Regions from separate parts of the Homo sapiens genome. Here region 1 is linked to region 2. A link is a loop called in an ENCODE intact Hi-C map of the cell type or tissue named here. Cell type or tissue: PC-9. All regions are shown on one strand. Region 1 has its middle 86 kb from the start of EXOC1L. Region 2 has its middle 42 kb from the start of SRD5A3.

Region 1 (5,000 bases), 430 kb after region 2:
GTGATTCATCTGCTACATTGCATTAAATACCCATAGATACCAGGGTCCACTTTGATATTTGTTTCTTGTGTCATATGTAATAAAAGAAGTCATGTTCTCTATTCCACACAGACACTCCATGTAGCTGCAATTGCAGTTCTTATTCTGGTCGTCTCTTGACCTTAAAACTTCTAAAGGCTTTGGAGAAGAGTTTAGAGTGGCCCAAACTATAAAGAAAATTGAATTTAGCAAGCAATTCCCAAGAGTCTCCAAAGTTCATTTATGTAATTGCCAATGCAGAATCATTTTTAAATCTTGAACAGAAACCTCCTTTTGCTTTCACATTTTTTTCCTAAGTATAGAATAAAAATCAATTAGGAATAATTGTCTTCAGATTTGGTATGATACTGATCTAAAGATTCAAATAAGCATCAACCCTGAAACAGCTTTGGGAAAACCTACTTTAACCCTGTAGTAAGGAGATCTTGCATTGGAATGAGAAAATTAGCAATTTTGAGTGCCCCCTTATATTGTCAACATTTTGACCAAGGCGAGTGTTATTGAAAACACTACCAAACTGGAGGTGCCTTTATTTATATGTAGTTATGTTTGTTGCTTTTAAAAATCTAGACACATTCTTGCCATGCAAAGGAATAATTCAGACATTTAAATGCTGAGACTCTTGCCCTCAGTACTAAAGTATAAATAAAGAGAACTTCTCTGCTCTGCTCTCCCCACCTACCTCTGCTAGTCAGATTCTTCCAACACCCCATCCTCTCTTCAGAAATACGTATGAGTGCACACAGAGCAGAGACCAGATTTATGACTATAAATGGAATTTGCTGACCTGGATTTGGGTTTTGTGAGGATAAAAGAGAGAGATTACATTAGGCACAAGGAAGAGAAGGCAGTGAAAAAGGGAGAGAGAAGCGAAGAACTTTCATATATTAAAAAGGAGCAGAAGAGAGTGATGGAAACTGGACCAATGGGAGGGAGAGAAGAAACTAACACTGAAAGGAAATATTATTGAGGAAACTGTGACCAGAAAATTGTTATGGATTATTGTCAACCTTCCTTTTTTCCCAAAGCATTTGGTGTTACTTCCTTATACAAGTAGTCCAAGAACTCACATTCTGGCATTTAAAATTTTCTTTAAAAAAAAAAATTCATATACCTAATTACTTCTTTCCATTCATTTGTTAAAATAATAAACATAAAATTGATCTTTATGTTTGAAATAGTTTCTCACAAGAAATTGGAAAAATAGTACAGAGAATTATCATGTACCCTTCACTTCCCCCAGTATTATTACATATCCCCAGAGCACATTGTCAAAACCAGGAAATTGATGTTGTTCATTATTATTACCTCAGATACAGTCCTTATTCATATTCCAGTGTTACTTACACTTTTTCTTCTTTTTTTTTTTTCTTGGTCTATAGTTTTCTGAAGTTTTATCACACATGCAGATTCGAATAACCAACACCACAGTCAGGGTACAGAACTCTTCTGACACTACAAAGAAACCCCCAGTATTCTTCCTTGAGAATCACACCGTTCTCCCAGTGCTGGTCCCAGGCAACCTCTGATCTGTTTTCCATACTATTATTTTGTCACTTGGGGTTAGTTATATAATCAATCATGTGGTATACAACCCTTTGAGACCGGCTGCTGCTGCTTCTTTTTTTTTTTGAGAGAGAGACAGGGTCTTGCTACATTGCCCCAGCTGGACTTAAACTCCTGGGCTTAAGCAATCCTCATGAGTAGCTGGGACTACAGGCATGTGCCACTGCACCCGGCTGTGACTGTCTTTTTAAGCTTGCCTTTAAGATCCAGCCTTCACATTGATTTTTAAAGTTCCAATTAAGCAAAATTTAAAATAAGACCAACACCTTATTATCTAAACATTTGTTTTCCATGTGCTCTATTCAAGAAAATAAAGTGATCAGAATAGTTTTTTTGAAATTAAAAATAAAGAGAGAATGGTGACATGCAATTTGGAATGAATTGCACAGTTAATAATTTAACTTTTTTGGAGGTGATTAAGAAGAAACAGCTTTGGCAAGTTGAAGCATCATATTCTGACTTCCCTACAAACTATGATATTAGGATCCTTGGGACCATAAGCATTTTAGTCCATGGCTCAAAATGGCTATTGCTATTTTAGGAGAGCAGACTAAAGTTTTCGAGATAAAATTTGCATTAAGAATCAGTTTCACAGAACCCAGAGCTTGATCAAATGCTGATTACCACAATATTTCTCTATCTGTAACTGGCACTATCTATGAAAAGCAGCAGATTTTCATAACCATTTCCATCACTAATAAAGTGGCGCATTTGCAAAGTTTCTATTAAGATACGTTTATTCTCTCAGAATTTTATAGCCTTGGATTTTAAGAATTTAATGTAAAACCCACATGAAGCTAAATGTTAACAAAACAGTCAATTCTTCCTAACAGAAGAAGCATTTGTGGCTGTATAAGTTTGAAGAATAAAAAGTAATTCAGATAAATGGACTTTCTAAAGGACTCGTTTTGGCATAAAAACAGTTTCAGAAAGATGGTATATAAAGTTATGTCCAGAAACTGTAGAGTTGGTATTTAAATAAATATTAATAGGAAAGTTCTGCTAAGCCACTGCAGGAACATGTATCCTAATGGGTGTGCCCAGCTGGCAGCTTTCCAGTTGTACAGCCTCATATGACTCACTGCGTTGGGGCCTTTGGCCTGGACTACCTGCTCCAAATGCACACAAATACAGAGCTTCTTACTCGGTCTCCCCTGGAACACCTCACCTCACCTTTCAGACTTCCTATTACAGCTGTGGCAATGCTGCCTTAGGTGGACTCCTGCCTGGAAAGAAACAGGTTTTATGGTGGTGCAATGCCCCAGGTGGCATGCTTGCTGATCTTCAAGCTGTACTAGCAGAGACCAGCAGTCTCTATCTGGACAGACAGACCACTTCCCAGCTCCACTTTAAAAATCACAGCCTTTCTGCTTTTGTTCAAAAGTCAAAAAATGACAGATGTTGGCAGGGCTGTGGAGAAAAGGGAACACTTATACTCAATGTGAATATATTGGTGGAATGTAAATTAGTTTAGCCACTGTGGAAAGCAGTTTAGAGATTTCTCAAAGAAGAGTTGAATGACCATTCAACCCAGCAATCCCATTACCAAGTATATACCCAAAGGAAAATAAATCATTCTACCAAAAAGACCCGCACCTGTATATTCATTGCAGCGCTATTCACAATAGCAAGGCCAGGCACAGTGGCTCACACCTGTAATTCCAGTGTTTTTAGAGGTCAAGGCAGAAGGATCCCTTGAGGCCACGAGTTCAAGAACAGTCTGGGAAACATAGTGAAACCCTTTCTTTACAAAAAATAACTTAAATAAAATTAACTGGGCATGGTGGCATGTGCATGTAGTCCCAGCTACTTAAGAAGCCGAGGCAGGAGTATTGCTTGCGCCCAGGAGCTTGAGGTGCAGCAAGCTATGATCACACCACAGAACTCCAGCCTGGGTAACAGAGCAAGACCCGGTCAGTCACTCTTTTTAGATCATACTCTTTTTGAAAAACAAAAAAACAACAAATATAGAGACAATAGCAAAGACATGGAATCAACCTTAATGCCCATCATTGGTGGATTTACTAAAGGAAATGTGGCACATATACACCATGGAAAATTATGCAGCCATAAAAAAGAATGAAATTTTATAATTTGCAGCAACATAGATGCAACTGGAGGCCATTATCCTAAATGAACTAACACAGAAATGGAAAACCAAATACCATGTGTTCTCACATATAAGTGGGAGCTAAACATTGGGTATATATGAACATAAAGATAGGAACAATAGATACTGGGGACAACAAGAGTGGGGAGGGAGGAAGGGGGGCAATGGTTGAAAAACTACCTATTGGATACTCTGCTCACCACCTAGGTAACACATTCAACCATACTCCAAACCTCAGCATCATGCCATACACCTTTGCAACAAACCTACACATATACCCTCTGAATCTAAAATAAAAGCTGGAAAAAAATCACAGCCTTTCTGAACATGTGCAGGTGGCAAAGAGATACTATGCACAGTGCAGCTGAACAGCTCTTTTCTGAAGCATCAGGCCCGGTGATTTGGAGGCAGGGTAACATTTGGGGGTTGGGGAATGGCTAACCCAGCAGCAGGAAGGGGGATTTTGTTAGGTCAAGGGGAGTGGTGGACATACCCAGTTGTCAGGGATAGCCATTCAAGAAGGTGGGCAGGCAACTAGCCCCAAAGAGGTACAAAAAAACACATCAGGTGGTTATCCCAGCAGTGCATGGGCCGACAGGGAACTGAAAGTAACAAGATGGTAGAGATCCAGCCAGTGGTCAGCATCAGGAAGATTTGGAAGCAGATTACCAAGGTAGGCGTAAAGTTGAGGGGAACGCAGCAGCATCCCTGTTACTGGCACTGGGGTACAATTTTGAGTTAGAGCACAGGAATAAGGTAAGGAAGGGAAAGGAAAAGGTACTGAAATTGATAGGCAGCCTACTAACCTAGGTGCTTTAAGCATATGATCTTATTTAATTCCCACAACAACCATGCAAAGTAGGAATTAGCCTTATTATATAGGAGAGAAAAGTGAAGTTCAAAGAGAAATGAATTTTGCCAAAATAACACACTTAAGAAGGGGGGCAGTCAGAATTTGAACTTAGGACCAGCTGACTCCAAAGATACCATTGCTGTATTCCCATTGTCATTTGTCCTCATTATTTTTTAGTGCCAAATCTTTGAGAACACAGCCCCCAATGCATATTTCCCATTGTGTCATTTATGTTTTCCCCTTTAAATTACATTGTATCATAAATTAGAGACTTTAAAAATTGGTCTAAATTCACTTCCAGTGCCTATGGGAGGGAAATAAGGGTCAGACCTCTCTGCAAATGATGTGTGGAGGCAGTCAAGAGGAAATCAGTGGGTTGGATGAACAAGCTTCTGCAGGGTCCCCTGAGGATGAAGATGAACCAAAAGCAGC
Region 2 (5,000 bases):
TCCTTAAGCTGAGGATCAACTTCAGCAAAGTCTCAGGATACAAAATCAATGTGCAAAAATCACAAGCATTCCTATACACCAATAATAGAAAAACAGAGAGACAAATCATGAGTGAACTCCCATTAGCAATTACTACAAAGAGAATAAAATATCTAGGAATCCAACTTACAAGGGATGTGAAGGACCTCTTCAAGGAGAACTACAAACCACTGCTCAATGAAATAAAAGAGGACACAAACAAACGGAAGAACATTCCATCCTCATGGATAGGAAGAATCAATATCATGAAAATGGCCACACTGCCCAAGGTAATTTATAGATTCAATGCTATCCCCATGAAGCTACCAATGACTTTCTTCACAGAATTGGAAAAAACTACTTTAAAGTTCATATGGAACCAAAAAAGAGCCTGCAATTGCCAAGACAATCCTAAGCCTAAAGAACAAAGCTGGAGGCATCATGCTACCTAGCTTTAAGCTATACTACAAGGCTACAGTAACCAAAACAGCATGGTACTGGTACCAAAACAGGTATATAGATCAATGGAACAGAACAGAGCCCTCAGAAATAACACCACACATCTACAACCATCTGATCTTTGACAAACCTGACAAAAACAAGCAATGGGGAAAGGATTCCCTATTTAATAAAAGGTGCTGGGAAAACTGGCTAGCCATATGTAGAAAGCTGAAACTGGATCCCTTCCTTACACCATATACAAAAATTAACTCAAGATGGATTAAAGACTTAAATGTGAGACCTAACACCATGAAAACCCTAGAAGAAAACCTAGGCAATACCATTCAGGACATAGGCATGGGCAAAGACTTCATGACTAAAGCACCAAGAGCAATGGCAACAAAAGCCAAAATAGACAAATGGGATCTAATTAAACTAAAGAGCTTCTGCACAGCAAAAGAAACTACCATCAGAGTGAAGAGGCAGCCTACAGAATGGGAGAAAATTTTTGCAATCTACCCATCTGACAAAGAGGTAATATCCAGAATCTACAAAGAACTTAAATAAATTTACAAGAAAAAAAACAAACAACCCCATCAAAAAGTGGGCAAAGGATATGAACAGATACTTCTCAAAAGAAGACATTTATGCAGCCAACAGACATATGAAAAAATGCCCATCATCACTGGTCATCAGAGAAATGCAAATCAAAACCACAATGAGATACCATCTCACACCAGTTAGAATGGCAATCATTAAAAAGTCAGGAAACAACAGATGCTGGAGAGGATGTGGAGAAATACACTGTTGGTGGAAGTGTTAATTAGTTCAACCACTGTGGAAGACAGTGTGGTGATTCCTCAAGGATCTAGAACTAGAAATACCATTTGACCCAGTGATTCCATTACTGGGTATATACCCAAAGTATTATAAATCTTTCTACGATAAAGACACATGCACACGTATGTTTATTACAGCACTATTCAAAATAGCAAAGACTTGGAACCAACCCAAATGTCCATCAATGATAAACTGAATTAAGAAAACCTGGCACATATATACCATGGAATACTATGCAGCCATAAAAAAGGGTGAGTTCATATCCTTTGCAAGGACATGGATGAAGCTGGAAACCATCATTCTAAGCAAACTATCACAAGGACAGAAAACCAAACACCGCATGTTCTCACTCATAGGTGGGAGTTGAACAACAAGAACACATGGACACAGGGCAGGGATCATCACACACCAGCGCCTGTTGGGGCGTGAGGGGCTGGGGGAGGGATAGCATTCAAGGAAATACCTAATGTAATTGACAAGTTGATGTGTGCAGCAAACCAACATGGCACATGTATACCTATGTAAAAAACCTGCATGTTGTGTACATGTACCCTAGAACTTAAAGTATAATGAAAAAGAAAAGAGATTGTTCACACCTCATTCAACAATAATTTTTCTGACTAACAACCATTTTTCTCACTATGTCTCAGCAACAAGTCCTATGGCTTTCCTTTAGTAATTTTTGTTTGTTATATGTTTTTAATAAAATTTTATGTTTCCAAAAAAAAAAAAAGTAACTATAAGTATACACAATTGAGCAGCCCATGTCACTGCTCTACCTATGGAGTAGCCATTCTTTATTCCTTTGCTTTCTTAATAAACTTGCTTTCATTTAAAATATGTGCATATATATATATAACTGAAGGGGAAATTAAGGCCTAGGTACTGAAAGGAAATGTAACTGTACTTAAGTCATTTTGCCCATTGATACCTTCTTCTAATTCTCTGGGGGTAATTTCTGCAACTTGGAATGAAATGAAAGAATAAATGCCATGGCAATGTCAGGAAGTTAACCCATCATACCCGTTACCTATAGGTATGACATATTGTTTGAACCAAATATGAGGTATAATTTCAGGAGCACTGAGAGACCTCACTTCATCTGTCTCCACCCTCCAAGTCCTGCCAGGGTGCTAAAAATTGCCACATTTTTTCACTCTTTTGAGATAAGTCTTTAAACTACTATGAAATGCATATTTCATCTGGGAGGGGCAGCACTCTGAGTCATTAATAATAACAATTACTCGAATGACTTCATCGAGTTATCTGGCCTGTTTCTGGGCAGTCTCCAGGGTAGTAGTGAGGGTGCTTTTGATCCTGGAGAAAAAGCCAGAGGACGTCTGAAAGACAGACTCTGGGTGTGGACCCAGGAAGACAGTGAAAGGACCTTGCTACTTCCCCATTTTTCTAAGACTGGCCTGGTCTCATTGTTTGAGAGGTGTAGGATGAGATCATGAGAATTATTCTGGCTACAGCTAATTGCTTTATTGTAAACTTCAGGCTGTATGAAGAGGCTGGATTAAGTGTTGTGGTTACACACTCACCAACTATGTGAATTTGTATGTCTTACTTAAATTCTTGGATCCTCAGTTTCCCACCTGTTATGTAGGAATAAAAACACATGCTTCACTTAACTCAGAGAGCTCCTGTGAAAATTGGGTAAATTAATGAATGTGAAAGTATATTGCAAATAAAAGAGGGTTATGCAAAGGACCATGCTTGACCCAGCACTACTCCTTGGTATTTACTCAAAGGAGTTGAAAGCTTATTTCGACCCAAAAACCTGCACATGCACATATGTAGCAGCTTTATCCATAATTGCCAACATGTGGAAACAACTAAGATGTCCTTCAATAGAAGAATGCATAAACAAACTGTGATACATCCATATAGTGGAATATTTCTCAGCGATAAAAAGAAATGATCTCTCAAGCCATAAAAAGACACGAAGGAAACTTAAATGCATATTACTGAGTGAAAGAAGCCAATCTGAAAAGGCTACATACTGTATTATTCCAACTATATGTCATTCTGGTAAAGGCAAAAACTTGGGAGAGAGCAAAAAGACCATTGGTTGCCGAGGGCTTGAGGGGATGGAATAACTAGGTAGAGAACAAGGGATTTTTAGGGCAGTCAAACTTTTTTTTTTTTTTTTTTTGAGACGGAGTCTCACTCTGTCTCGCAGGCTGGAGTGCAATGGCATGATCTCAACTCACTGCCATCTCCGCCTCCTGGGTTCAAGCCACTCTCCTAACTCAGCCTCTTGAGTAGCTGGGATTACAGGCACATGCCACCACACCCAGCTAATTTTTGTATTTTTAGTAGAGATGGGGTTTTGCCATGTTGGCCAGGCTGGCCTCAAACTCCTGACCTCATGTGACCCACCCCCCTTGGCCTCCCAAAGTGCTGGGATTACAGGCATGGTCCACCATGCCCAGCCAGTTAAACTATTCTGTATGAAGTATAAGGGTGGATACATGCTGTTACCCATTTTTCAAAACCCATAGAATGTACAACATATACAGTGAAGCCTCGTGTGGACTTCAATTAGTAATAATATGTCAAAGAACCATGTTATTCCTGATTTAAACCCTCCAGTGGCACCCTCTTGCCCACCAAATAAAGTCCACACTCTGCCCAGTAGCATCCAAAGCTCTCATCACCTGGTCTCTTGCTCTATCCATCCTGGATTACTAGAAGCTCCCTAAGCAGACTGTCATGTTCATCTGTCGTTCTTGCCTGCCCAACATCTGCTTTTCCTTCTTCTGCAGATATCACCCATTTCCCTTCAGGAAACAGCAGCCAATGCACCTTCAGTTTCTGTGGTTTGCTTAGGGCTGCCTGGCCATACTCACTTTCAGGACTGGGCATAGGATTCAAGTCAGTTCAATCAGAGATAACTAGAAGCTTTAACCTGAACCATTAGAAGAAAATAAACTATCATTCTGCTGGGGCATCTCAGAGCCTACATTTAATATTGAGTGTTTGTGGCCATCCCCACTACCTCCTGGGAAGAACATGCCTAAATGAAGTCAACAGAGTAGAAAGTAGTGTTAAGAGAAGGCAAGAAATTTGGGCCAAACAACATCCATGGAATGCTTGAATCCAGCTGAATCTGTATTTCCCACCCTCTCTGATTTTTGAGTTATAGGATCCAATAAATTCACTCTTTATGCACAAGCCGAGTTAAATTGGTCTTCTATTATCTTCTAACTGTCACACACAGGGAGGATGCTTTTCTATGCTTCATTCTGTTTCTTCCCCTCACTATGCCCTAGCAGTGTGACGAGCACGTTCTCACTCTTCAAGATCCAGTTTTCGTACTAATACCACCTCTCTATGAAACCTTTCTACATCATTCTTCAATTTCATCCTACTTAGAAAAGGACCCACTTTCCCTGGAGCCCCCACAATACTCTGCACAGGCTTCCATCAGAGTATGAGCCATCCTAATTGTACTTCATTGTCTATGTGTCTGTCTCAGCCACCAGACTGTAAGCTCCTCGATAAGGGTGTAACTTAGCATCTCCTGCACTTTCCTAGTTTTTTGGGGCAGGGAAGACAGGGTCTCACTCTGTCACCCAGGCTGGAGTGCAAAGGCACAATCACGGCTCACTGTAGCCTTGACCTCCTAGGCTCAAGGGATCCTCCTGCCTCAGCCTCCTAAATAGTTGGGACTACAGGTGCATGCCACTGCCTCC

The links. Peaks named below come from ENCODE experiments on the same cell type or tissue, not always from the same donor. Only the 100,000 strongest peaks of a DNase experiment are listed, where the experiment ranks them.
Region 1: a loop joins it to region 2, with 8 times the contacts of the local background. A loop is called at or near these places in 9 of 110 quality-filtered maps.

Annotation. Positions count from the first base shown.
Region 1 is chr4:55,731,352-55,736,351 of GRCh38, forward strand. No RefSeq gene overlaps it. Among named protein-coding and RNA genes, the nearest start is that of EXOC1L, 86 kb to the right of the region's middle. RefSeq lists a cis regulatory region at 2,511-2,876. In PC-9, no CTCF peak of the experiment used is centred here; a DNase peak (open chromatin) is centred at 2,750; H3K27ac peaks cover 1,931 bases.
Region 2 is chr4:55,301,406-55,306,405 of GRCh38, forward strand. No RefSeq gene overlaps it. Among named protein-coding and RNA genes, the nearest start is that of SRD5A3, 42 kb to the right of the region's middle. In PC-9, no CTCF peak of the experiment used is centred here; a DNase peak (open chromatin) is centred at 2,616; H3K27ac peaks cover 1,193 bases.